4 separate regions of the Mus musculus genome follow, and all the other regions are linked to region 4. A link is a contact called in ENCODE Hi-C or POLR2A ChIA-PET data. All regions are on one chromosome and are shown on one strand. The core of a region is the stretch at or near the end of the contact, and the rest is flanking DNA. Distances in the headings are between cores, read along the strand shown.

Region 1 (2,700 bases), core at 28-2,527, 200 kb after region 4:
TGTCCTAGCCAAGGGCTCTACCACTAAGCTACATCCTCAACTCTAAAGTTCTATGTTTTACCACAATTTAAAAAAATAAAATAAGATAGCCTTGGCCAGGCATGGTAGTGCACACAGAGGCAGAAGGAAGGATCTCTGTGAGTTCGAGGCCAGCCTGCTCAACACAGTGAGCTCCAGGACAGCCAGAGCTACACAGTGAAACCATGTCCCAAAAAGCCAAAATAATAATAGTCTTATTAAGGAGCATACAAATCCATCATGGGCCATTCCTCACTGTCCTGTTGTCCCATACTCTAAAAGACCCAATGAGCACACACACACATACACACACACATACATACACACTCACACATATACACACACACACATACACACACACACACACACATACACACACACACACATACACACACACATACACACATACATACACACTCACACATACACACACACATACACACACACACACACACACACACACACACACACACATACCACAGAGATATACAAAGCCATGAGCACACAGAGGCAGGGTCAGAGGTCACCTCCTAGTGGCTGAGTCACAGGCTGCATGCTGTCTCGCTTACCTTGCCCTCTCTTTCCTCCTTTGTCCCCCCCAGAGATAATCCTCTGGTTGAAGGTTCGCCTGGGCTGTTTTAAAGACACCACACAGTATGTGCACAGTTAAATCTACCGTGAGCATGCTGGAAGGTACCACCATTTCCCAGCCCTTCAGACCCAGTTCCCGAGAGCTGTTTCTCAGCCCCTCCCCACCGTGCCCTGGAGCCCCCCACCATAGGGTAATCTGGACCCCAAAAGTCAGACAGACTCACTATGGGTACCTGGTCCCCCTCTTATACTTGCTACAGCTGCCTATATCAACCCACAGGCTCAAGGATGTCCCCAGGTCTGTCCCTAGGGCTGCACAGACCCTTGAGGACAGTGATTTGACAGAACCTGTTCCTGGGCCCCTCCTGTTCCCACGCCCACCCCGCGCGCCCTGACCCCAGCTCTGTCCTCAGGGAAGGTTCTTCCTGACCTGGCTCTAGCCTGCATGTTGCCCCTGTCTAAGCAAGAAGTACAGGCAGGGTTTGCATCCCACTCTCCTTCCTTTTTATCTTTAAAAATCAGGGAACTCCTCTCTTAGCTCCACACATATGGAGGCAGTCTGAGAGCCCCACAAATATGACAGCAGCAGATCTGAATTCTCCAAGGTGCCCGGCTGCTTGTCCCTCCCGGCCTACAGACACAGCCCCGTCAGAGTGAAGGAGGAAGACAAAAAAAGCTGTCCTCGGGGCTGGCTTCTGCTAGTGTGACCTCACCGTCCCCCAGGGAAGCTGGGGCTTTCTCTGCTAGTTTCCTACTTCCAGAGCAGTTTGGAAAGAGCTTTTCTGGCGGCTGGCAAGGCATGTGCCTGCAAGATTATCAGGGCTGCATCGACTAGGGCTTTGCTATTTTCTTCTTTGTTCCTTGGGTTTTTTTTTTTTTCCACAGTGGGCACCTTTTTTTTTTTTTTTTTTTTAAGTGTCAGAGAAACAAATGAGAGTTTTTTAAGTAAGCGATTTAAAAGCCCGCTCCGTCGCCTTCAGCGCTTTTCCCGGCCTCTGCTCATTCTGGGCCCCAGTGTTAGCCATTATTCTCTCTGTAGCTCCCCCTCTGCTTCAAGTCCTCCGCCTTCAACCCTTCCCCCTGTTTGTGAAAAGAAAGAGCTAATAGCAGTGGTTCCTGGGAGCTAAACCAGGCTCCTTGGATGCGTCTAGATTTTTTTTTTTTCTTCTTACCTGGAATATTACTATCAGAATTTATTCTTTCAGACTGAGAAACCGATTCCTGTCCCTGCTGATAAGAGAAAGGGACATTATTTTCTGAGGATCGTCAGAAGGTGTACAGTCTGAGGCTACTCATGAAGAAATGTCAGTCAGACCCTAACTAAGGGACTTGATGCAAGATCATTGTCTGCACATGTCACCAATGTCAATCAATGACATGCAAGACCTGGAAGAATAGAGAGAGGACAACAGAATACAGTGGAGAAATGGGATCTTGTTTTGCCATAAAGGACATTATAAAAGACCGCTGGTGACATCTAATCACAATTAGATAATTGTGTCAAGTCATGTCAGTTTCCTGACCTAGGCAACAGCACTGTTGTAAGACATCTTCTCTTTATGAATTACACATCAAAGCTATGGGCTGGAGGTCAAGGACGTCATAGCTGTAATTTACTGTCACTTGATTTAGAAAAAAGTCTTTACATCTACAAATAAAAATACACACAAATAGAAATAAGACATGGAGCAGATGTGGCAGAAAGCGTGACTGTCTAGGAATGCTGGGCGAGCAGTGGAGACAACTTGTGTTCTGGTCCCGTGTTTTTCTGTGAGTCTCTTTGATTCTGAACCTTCTGGTAATGGGGATAACACAAAACTTGACTCCTAACTGTCCCCTGACTAACCTGCTTGCTTGATGAACCTTGAAAAGACCATGGGAGTGTCTTCAAAATAAGCGGTTTTATTTGGTTTGAGGTAGAGTCTTACTTATTATGTAGCCCAGGCTGGTCTCAAACTTGCCATTTTCCTGCTTCAGCTGGCCAAAATGGTGGGATTATGGAGTTCATCACCATGTACACACCACAGTAGGCTTCTTCTGAAGTTGCTACTACTATCCCCAATTTGCAGAGGAAGCTGGGGCTCACTTACT
Region 2 (2,700 bases), core at 84-2,583, 150 kb after region 4:
AACCACAACAGCAGAAGCTCCAAAACAGACAAACATGGCGGAAGCAGGTGCTATGCAAATGACTTGTAAAGGGACCTGAGATCCTGGCCTGGTGTTCTGGAGTGTATGCCAGTTGGTAGCTCATTCTTGGGAGTCCTTTTCTCTTTCTTAATAAATGGTGTCTATTTTTATTACCTCCGTGTTCTGGTTTGGTTCTTGTTGTTGCTTTTGTTTTGGTTTTGCGTTGTCCTGGGTCACAAGACCCTGGAAATCTCAGTAGTTTTACACCCCAGCCTGGACTCAGATCTGCACCATACAGTACGGTGTGTCCCTGGAGTCAAACGCTTCTCCTGGAAAATGTCTTGTCATCAGCATGAATGTCCCTTGCTGCTTCCCCAGACTATTGGTCACCAATGTCATGACATAATATACCCACCATGCAGTTTCATCTCCCTCAAGAGCCTTCCTTCCAACTGATTAGAGGGGCCAAGCTGTGGGCTGCATAGGGAGATGGAAAGCCATGGCCTAAGTCAGCTGAGTTGGGCCAAATCTCTCGGGGGGGCGGGGGGGGGATCTAAATATCATCTCTTCCTTTTTGTTTCTTTCTTCCTTCCTTTCTTTCTTTCATTTTCTTTTTCTTTTTTTTGAGACAGGTAACCCCAGTGCAGAGCTGAAGAAGCTAGGCTTGGAAACACTAATACAAGGCCCTGTGCCACAATCACTTGTAATGTCCAAGCCTCAGAAATCCAAACACTGGGGTCTTCTGCCGTCCCTGGCAGCTTTTACATCAAGAATTCATGTGGTAAACCAGACAGCAGCCTATGAGTAAGAATAACAGACCCATCACACTAAGGTGTCTCCACGACAGGCTGAGGGAGCAGGTCTCAAGGGCAGTATGTGATGAGGGAGGTGTCCCAAGAAGAAGTAGAGAAGAAGACAGGAGAGAGAGAGGGGCCATTGAAGAGTGATTTATGGAGCTGGTCCTGCTGGGGTAGGGTGGAGGAGAGAAGATGCTGCAAAGAAGAAACAGACAGACGGGTAGCACACTAGAGCTGCCCCTAGCAACCAGAAGGGAGTTGGATGCTCAGCTGCCACCCCTAAGCCAGAAGCCCTGGTCTATCTGGTATCCAGGGTCTCAGGCTAGAGTCATTTGGGAAAGCTTTGTGGGGGTGTGTGTGGGGGGTGCTTTTTGTTTGTTTTTAGTCACAATTCCTGTGAGCTTACATTGTGAGACTGGGCCAACCTGTGCTGGGGACTGCTAAACGACGGCCACATGCCTCGCTGTGTGGGAAACCCTGCTCTTCCTGATCTCTCAGATCCCTCAAGTCCCTCTGAGCCTACAGGTTCAAGGTCCCCCTGCACAAGTTCAGCTGTGGATGGAAACCCTGAGAAAAACACCCATGGAGCTAGAGACAAACACATTTGTCTGCCGGCCGGCCGGGGCTGCAGCTGGTGGAGGCTTGAGGAATGAATTCTTTTGGCTTTAATTCAGCTGTTTGTGCTCCCGTGACACAAACTGAGCTCAACCCACATTTTCCTTAGAAAGAAAGGAGAGGCGGTGCGTAGAGGCATCAAGCATATTTTCGGAGGTTTAATTTCCTTCCAGTGTCCTTAAGAAATCCCCCCCACCCCCTAAAGCTTATGCTGCCTCAACCCCAGCCCTAACGGTAGCATCAAAGACTTTTAAATTGAGACCCAGGGTGAGTTAGCTAAAGTAAATAAAACCAGAGAAGGAGGGAAATTAAAAGACAGTATCAGAGAAACCACGTCTTCACCAAAAAGCAAAAAGGAAGGAAGCTGGTTAGGGGAGGAGACCTGGAGAGGGAAGAATACCAAATTCCAAGAGTTTAAATGCAAGGAACGAAGGAATTAGCACTGACAGATTTAGCAAATAAAAATGCCCAGTGCCTGGTTCGATTTGTATTTTAAACGACGAATAATTTTTATTGTCTGCCATGCATTATTTCAGACACTCTTTCATCAAATATTTCATACAATAAATTTATGATAAAACGTAATTTATTGCCCATCTTAAAGTCAAATTTAATTGGGCACCCTTAATTGTACGTTAAAAATTATCAGCTAGTTTAAACACCTTTTAGACTGGTCAGCTTTGCTTCCCTGGGGATCTTGCTGGTCGTTTATACAGATGTCCCCTGCCTTTGTGGGTATATTTGTCCTTTGGGAATTTACAACAGAGAGGAACTCCCCAGAGAAGCTGAAAGTGGAATACAAAGACCAGACTGCTAGAGGAGGTCCAGGCATGGAGGTTAAGTGGAGCCAGTATCCTTGAGCCTCCCCATCACCGCAATCTGGCCACAGGAGCGGCCCTGCTCAGCTAGAGGGATTCCAGCCCGGGCCCCTCCCCGCGGTGAGCTAAGGATTTAGGGATGACTACAGGAGGGTGGAGAGCTGCCACGTTCCAGTCCTGGAGGAGCGCGCAGAAGGGACTTCACACACACACACTCACACACACACACACACACACACACACACACACACACACACACACACACACCTGTACACACCCCTAAGATGCTGTGATCTCTTCGCTTCCTTCTGCCCTGTATTTTCCTTCCCAGGCCCTGTCCTCCGTTCTGTCTCCCCACTTCCCGTCCCTCCAAATAAGGAAGCAGAGCTTTGCGGACGCCTGGCGAAGATGCCAGGTCTGGTCCCCGCCCCCAGGCCGAATCCAGCTGCCAGCGAGGCAGCTGGGGGTGG
Region 3 (2,700 bases), core at 126-2,625, 130 kb after region 4:
GGATGAGACGCACCAGCACAGAGCCACAGCGGCCTGTCACCTTGCATGGAACAGTGTGGGGCTTGCCAATCTTGTTCCCCCAGTAGCCTCTCTGCACAGGGACGATAGAAAGCTTGGCCAAGATGATGGCCCCTCGGATGGCAGTGGCAACCTCCTTGGAGCACTTAACACCAAGACCAATGTGACCATTGTAGTCCCCAATAGCGACGAAAGCCTTGAACCTGGTCCGCTGGCCAGCCCGAGTCTGCTTCTGCACTGGCATGATTTTCAGAACCTCATCCTTTAGGGACGCACCCAGGAAGAAGTCAATGATCTCAGACTCCTTAATAGGCAGGGAAAACAGGTAGATCTCCTCCAAGGACTTGATCTTCATGTCCTTAACCAGGCGGCCCAGCTTGGTGACGGGGATCCACTCCTTGTCTTCAGCTTTACCTCCACGAGCCCCGCGGCCTCGACCACGGCCACGGCCTCGGCCACGAACGCGGCCCCTAAGACCGAATTCCGCCGAATCCTCCGCGGAAGCCGCCGCGGCTTCCTAATCCTGGGCCCCCGGGTCCTCCGGAACCTCCCGCTGCACCGGCGTCATCCGCCATTTGGTGTTTTCCCGAAGAAGAAGAAGGCGAGTCAGGGCCTCTTAAACCACCCGTCTCTCCAGTGCAGCTGCTGTCCTCCGGTCTGTGTTCCCAGACTGAGGTGTAACCTCAAAGCTCCTCCAAGATATTCACTCCACTTCCATAAAGCCTGCTGGAAAGTGTTTGGGAACAAGAGTCCTCTTTTCAAATAGCTGTTACCCCATTATGTGCAGCACAAATTTGGGTCCCTCCAGCTGAACCCTTGGAAATGTTCTGCCTTGCTCGAAACCTCTTCTTAATCAGAAGGGCTCCAGACAACCAAAGTGACTTAGCCACCTCCCAAGAGTCCCTCCTTCTGTTCCAAGAGGCCCATGGAGCAGGCTGTGCCCGTACCGGCTTCTTTCCAGGATGGGATGCCCAGCAAGTCCACGATGCACATTCCTTCTCCCCCACAGCGCTTAGCTCATGCTTTCAGAATCTCCCTGCCAGAGGGAAAAGATGACCTCAAACCCATCTCAGACAATGTGTTCTCTGCCAAGGAAAGGCAAATCTGAGGGGATGGGGCACACAGCCACGTTGCTCCTCAAGAGGCTAGAGAAACTCCAGGTGCCAAATTCACAGTCTTCCTGCTCTGAGAGGTGGGAATGATTTGGAAAGAATCTCCGACCTCTAGAGCTTCTGGCTCTGATACTTTTTTCTTTAAGCTTCAAGTATCTTCTGCATTTTTCTTTCCTTTGGGTGACATTCCATTCCAAGCACTTATCAACACCTGCTCTACTGACCAGTTAGAGCCTCAGCTTATGTCATGAGGGCCCTTTGTCCACTAGCCAGAAGGCAAATAGCTCCCTGAGCCTGGACTAGAAAGCCTGTGACGTGAGCGGAAGCTCCTGGGTCACAGTTAAACCAGAATGAGCTGGAGACAAAGCATCCTCCCTTCCTCTCTTCCTCTCCTCCTCCTCCCTTCTTCCTCTCCTCCTCCTCCCTTCTTCCTCTCCTCCTCCTCCCTTCTTCCTCTCCTCCTCCTCCCCTCCCCTCCTCCCCTTCTTATGACAGCCTCATAGTTAGCTTCTCCTTAATGGGTCAGAAAGGAATCCTGAAGGTTCTCTTCCTTTCTGGAAGGTCCCATGCTCTGTCCCTCGTGTGGCTCCACTTCCAAGCCCAGCATCCCAGTGTTTATCTAACTCTGCAGCAGCTTGTGTTTGGAGCACACTGGGCCATAAAGTTAGGGATGGCCTGCAGCTCTTGGCAATGCTTCTCACAACCTGGTCATTTCTCCTCAGCCCCTCCCCAGCTTCCATCTGACTCTCTCAGACAATAAGCTTGAAGGTGCCATGTGCCGGGCCTGATGGCACCGTCCCTGAACTCCAGTCAGGCCTATGACAAGGGTCCAAAAGGTAACCCACATGCCATCTGTCTAAATATTTAACCATCACAGTCAAGCAATGAACGCTTCAATAAATGGCAGTCCAGGTCCCTTCACTGACCTGAGGGCTATCATGAATCCCAGGACAACAGTCTTAACTTTCCTGTTCTAAGGCTCTGCAGAACTCTACCCCAGGCCACTCAAGCCCAGGCCCTTCCCAGCCCCACCCTATCCCTGCCACTGTAGAGCCTGTTCCAGCTGCAGACAACCCAGCCTTAAACCTGCATTCCACCCACACCTCACACACTTGGCTGTTCTGACTCTAGTCTGCTACCACTCTCTGGGACATGTCTTTGGGGTGGGTAGCATCGGTGTGACCTAGGACATTTTCTCAATGTCTTCCTCTGCCCAGGCTGCCATTGCACAAATATCATAGACCCTGTGGGTGAGCAGAAGACTGGAGATCCTGGGGCATCAGTGAGTGTAACTGCCATGAAGGCCTTGTCTGCTGCCCTATTTACAAGTGGAGAAGCTGAGCTTAGGCCCAAAGAGACAAGGGACTTCAGTAGGTAGTTATATGACACTCTCTGGCTCCTGTCAACTCCTCACCCACCAAAGAGTTCTCCATTCTCACAGCAGGAAATGGAGAATGCCCTCAGTGGTCCTTCCCAGCCCCAGAGCCCTGCTCGGAGATAGCCCATGGGGAGTCCTCCAGGACCACCTGTCCCTCATGTGAGTATTCACAGCCCTCACGATTGCCGAGAA
Region 4 (2,700 bases), core at 74-2,573:
CACTGCTGTCTCTCAGATGGGGAAATGGGAAACCTCTGAGAGAAAGCATTTGGTTAGCAACTGTCGACGAAGCGTGACACCTACGGGAAAGAGTCTCTGAAGCATCCTGCACAGCCTGCAGTAAGCCCGGGTCAACCGGCCTCCCTTCCCCGGGCACTGCCGGGGAGCCTGGCGGGCCGGGACAGACGGCGGGCCCAGTGCCAGGGCGCTTGGCCCGCCGGGCCGGAGGTGCCGACTTCCGCCCAGGCCTAGCACCACGGGTCCACTAATCATGGGCGCGGGAAAGAGACGCCAGGCAGGACCCCGGGTGGCCCCAACCCTGGCCAGGTCCCGCACCCTCGTGCCGGTTCCGCGAGGACCCGCCGTGAAACGGTGCTGCGGCCCTGCCGCCAGGGGGAGCAGGGAGCCTCATCCCGTACTCCGGGAAGTTGCTACGGCCAGTCCCGGACGGCACCCGCGGCGAGCCCTGTGGCCCCCGCCCGCCCCGTCGGGGCTGCCGACGTGTCCTGTGGCCACAGCCCGCAGCCCGGGGCTCTGGGCCCCCGCGTCGCCAATCCAGTCTCAGCCCTCGTCCCAGGCCGGCCCACCGCCTTCCGCCCCCCCAACCCCCTCCGGCCCGGACTCCGGCCCGGCAACGTCATCCGGTGGCTTCCCGAAACTTAACCCCTTCCTCCGCCAGCTGTGCGCCGCCCCGCCCCGCCGCCAACTTTCTTAGCCCAACTTCGGAGCGCGCGGGCCGGCCCGACGGCCCGGCCGAGAGGGAGGGGTCGCCACGTCGTGCCGCGGGGCCGCCGCAGCTCCTGGCCTGCCGGCCGGGGGAATCCACCCCGAGGGGCGCGCTCGGCCGACGCCCCTGCACGGGCTCGGCCTGGCACACGCAGCTCCGTCCCACTCGAGGGGCCGCGGCTACCGCCAGGGCGGGCGTGCGGGCCGGCGCCGCCGGGGGAGGGGCCGCCGAGGAGACGTGTCACTCGCGGCGCGACCGGCCCGGCGCCCCGACGGCCCAGCCCGCGCGCCTCCACCGCCGCCGCCGCTGCAGGGCCCGGCCAAGTTTCTTACCTGCAGCGGGAGACGCGAGAGGGAGAGCGAGAGGGCAAGAGCAGCCGCCGCCGCCGCCGCGGAACCGCAAGAGGGGAGCCGGCCGAGCCTCCACCGAGAAGCCGCCCCTGAGCAGCTGCACACACTGCGACCCTGGCGCCGTCCGCCCCGTCCGCCGTCCGCTCCGGCCGCTCGCTGGCTGCGTGCGCGTGTGTGGAGTCGTGGCACTTTCTGCCTCGGAGCTGGCGAACGGCCCCCTCCGCCGGGATCGCCGCCTCCTGCCTTCCCCACCCGGACCAGCCATTCATCGAGCTGCCTCTTCCTATTGGTTCACTAGCCGCCACTCTGCCGGCCTCTGACCAATCAGACCGCGGACGGCCGCGCCGCGGTGGCGACCATTGGCCAAAAAGGAGGGTCTACGTCTCAGCCAATGAGAGAGAGGAGGAGCTGCGGGGAGCCGCGGGGGGCGGGGCCGAAGAGGGGCGGAGCCGCGCAGCGCAACTCTCAGCTCTGCGCGGGGGCGGGTCTCTAACTCCCCGCCCACCTAGGGAGGTCCTCTGCCGGTCCCGCCCACTCCAGGCCTCCGCTCTCCACGCCACCGCTTATTCGGATTTGGCTCCGCCTAGGCCGATAGACTGCGGTTCGAATCCCCTTGGCCGCAGGCTGCTCTTTTCCTCCACACTGCCGGGCTGAGGTGGCCGTGAATGTTACCCTCAGGAGGACTGCACAAACCGTGAACAACTGGGAAAATGCCTTATTTAAACCCAAATAACGTCACACAAAGCACCAGCCTCTGGGTCTAAAGAAGAGTTCTGCAAGGGTCAGAGCAGGGAGGATGGGGCCTTATCTATCCGTAAAGGCACTGCATTCTGCATTCCATATTTTACTGAATAAGTGGGAGAATTGAGGTGGAAGACCTGGAAAGAACAAAAGAAATAGAGGTGGAAATTTTGATAAGAAAAGCCACTCCCTAAACAGAATAATATACTGTCCTTGTACAAATCACACAGCAGAGTTACATCCATCCTGTGACACTTGATTTCAGATGTTGGGACCATGAGGTTTTGGCCCAAGAAAATATGATAGCAACCCAGGAAATTGATCTAGTGATACTCCAAATATTAGCCAGCTACCCCTTTATAAAAACAAAAAAACAACAACCAACACCTACTTAGAAGAGGGGTGCATATGCCACCATGCACCAACTCTCTGCTTGATTCTCTCCTTCCATGGCTGTTTCTAGGGATCAAAACTCAGTCAGATTGCATAGAAAGTACTTAAAAGTAGTTTCCCTGTGCCATCTCATCAACACAAAAGCCTCTCTTCAAAACCAAGTTCAATTGAAATAACTTAACTTTAAGTGCTTTTCTTTTCTTTTTTTTTTTTTTTTTTTTTGAGTCAAGGTCTCACTATGTGGCTGTCCCACAACTTGCTTTGTATAACAGGCTGGCCTAGAACTCAAAGTCACAGAGTTCCTCCTGCCTCTGTTTTCTGAGTACTGGCATTAAAGGCATGAAACACCATGCCAGCTTAAGTTTAGGTTATAACCATTTTAACTGCAGCTCTTAAAATTATTCCTTTGAGCCTGAGGCAAGATCAGCCTCTTTGAAATGAAGTTTGGTCTCTCTCCTCTGTCCCCCACCCCCCTTTCGAGTCCACACA

The links. A loop is a pair of places that touch in the nucleus more often than their neighbours do. ChIA-PET counts read pairs that join two places held with the same protein, here RNA polymerase II (POLR2A).
Region 1: a map of heart shows a loop between it and region 4 (4-fold over the local background). The contact joins the enhancer-like site here to the promoter of Rrbp1 in region 4. A Hi-C loop is called at or near these places in 23 of 37 maps with a recorded cell type or tissue (CH12.LX, CH12F3, Patski and 7 more). POLR2A ChIA-PET finds 5 or more read pairs at or near these places in 3 of 5 experiments (Patski and embryonic stem cell).
Region 2: a map of heart shows a loop between it and region 4 (5-fold over the local background). The contact joins the enhancer-like site here to the promoter of Rrbp1 in region 4. A Hi-C loop is called at or near these places in 9 of 37 maps with a recorded cell type or tissue (adrenal gland, heart and left cerebral cortex). POLR2A ChIA-PET finds 5 or more read pairs at or near these places in 3 of 5 experiments (Patski and embryonic stem cell).
Region 3: POLR2A ChIA-PET joins it to region 4 with 22 read pairs in Patski. The contact joins the enhancer-like site here to the promoter of Rrbp1 in region 4. POLR2A ChIA-PET finds 5 or more read pairs at or near these places in 3 of 5 experiments (Patski and embryonic stem cell).

Annotation. Positions count from the first base shown.
Region 1 is chr2:144,214,139-144,216,838 of GRCm38, forward strand. No RefSeq gene overlaps it. Among named protein-coding and RNA genes, the nearest start is that of Banf2os, 7.6 kb to the left of the region's middle. Within about 2 kb of position 1,278, at least 1 of the 3 ENCODE cell types and tissues checked has a DNase peak (open chromatin) inside an H3K27ac peak, as active enhancers do; it is heart, where a contact is called at or near this core.
Region 2 is chr2:144,162,843-144,165,542 of GRCm38, forward strand. The region is part of intron 2 of Banf2os (a long non-coding RNA gene); the gene reads right to left. Among named protein-coding and RNA genes, the nearest start is that of Gm5535, 25 kb to the right of the region's middle. Within about 2 kb of position 1,334, at least 1 of the 3 ENCODE cell types and tissues checked has a DNase peak (open chromatin) inside an H3K27ac peak, as active enhancers do; it is heart, where a contact is called at or near this core.
Region 3 is chr2:144,142,781-144,145,480 of GRCm38, forward strand. All of the region lies in intron 2 of Banf2os (a long non-coding RNA gene), which reads right to left. It also overlaps the pseudogene Gm11687. Among named protein-coding and RNA genes, the nearest start is that of Gm5535, 45 kb to the right of the region's middle. Within about 2 kb of position 1,376, at least 1 of the 3 ENCODE cell types and tissues checked has a DNase peak (open chromatin) inside an H3K27ac peak, as active enhancers do.
Region 4 is chr2:144,009,940-144,012,639 of GRCm38, forward strand. Rrbp1 (ribosome binding protein 1) reads right to left here and starts at 1,324. Exons shown (of 24, transcript NM_024281.2): 1 at 1,060-1,324.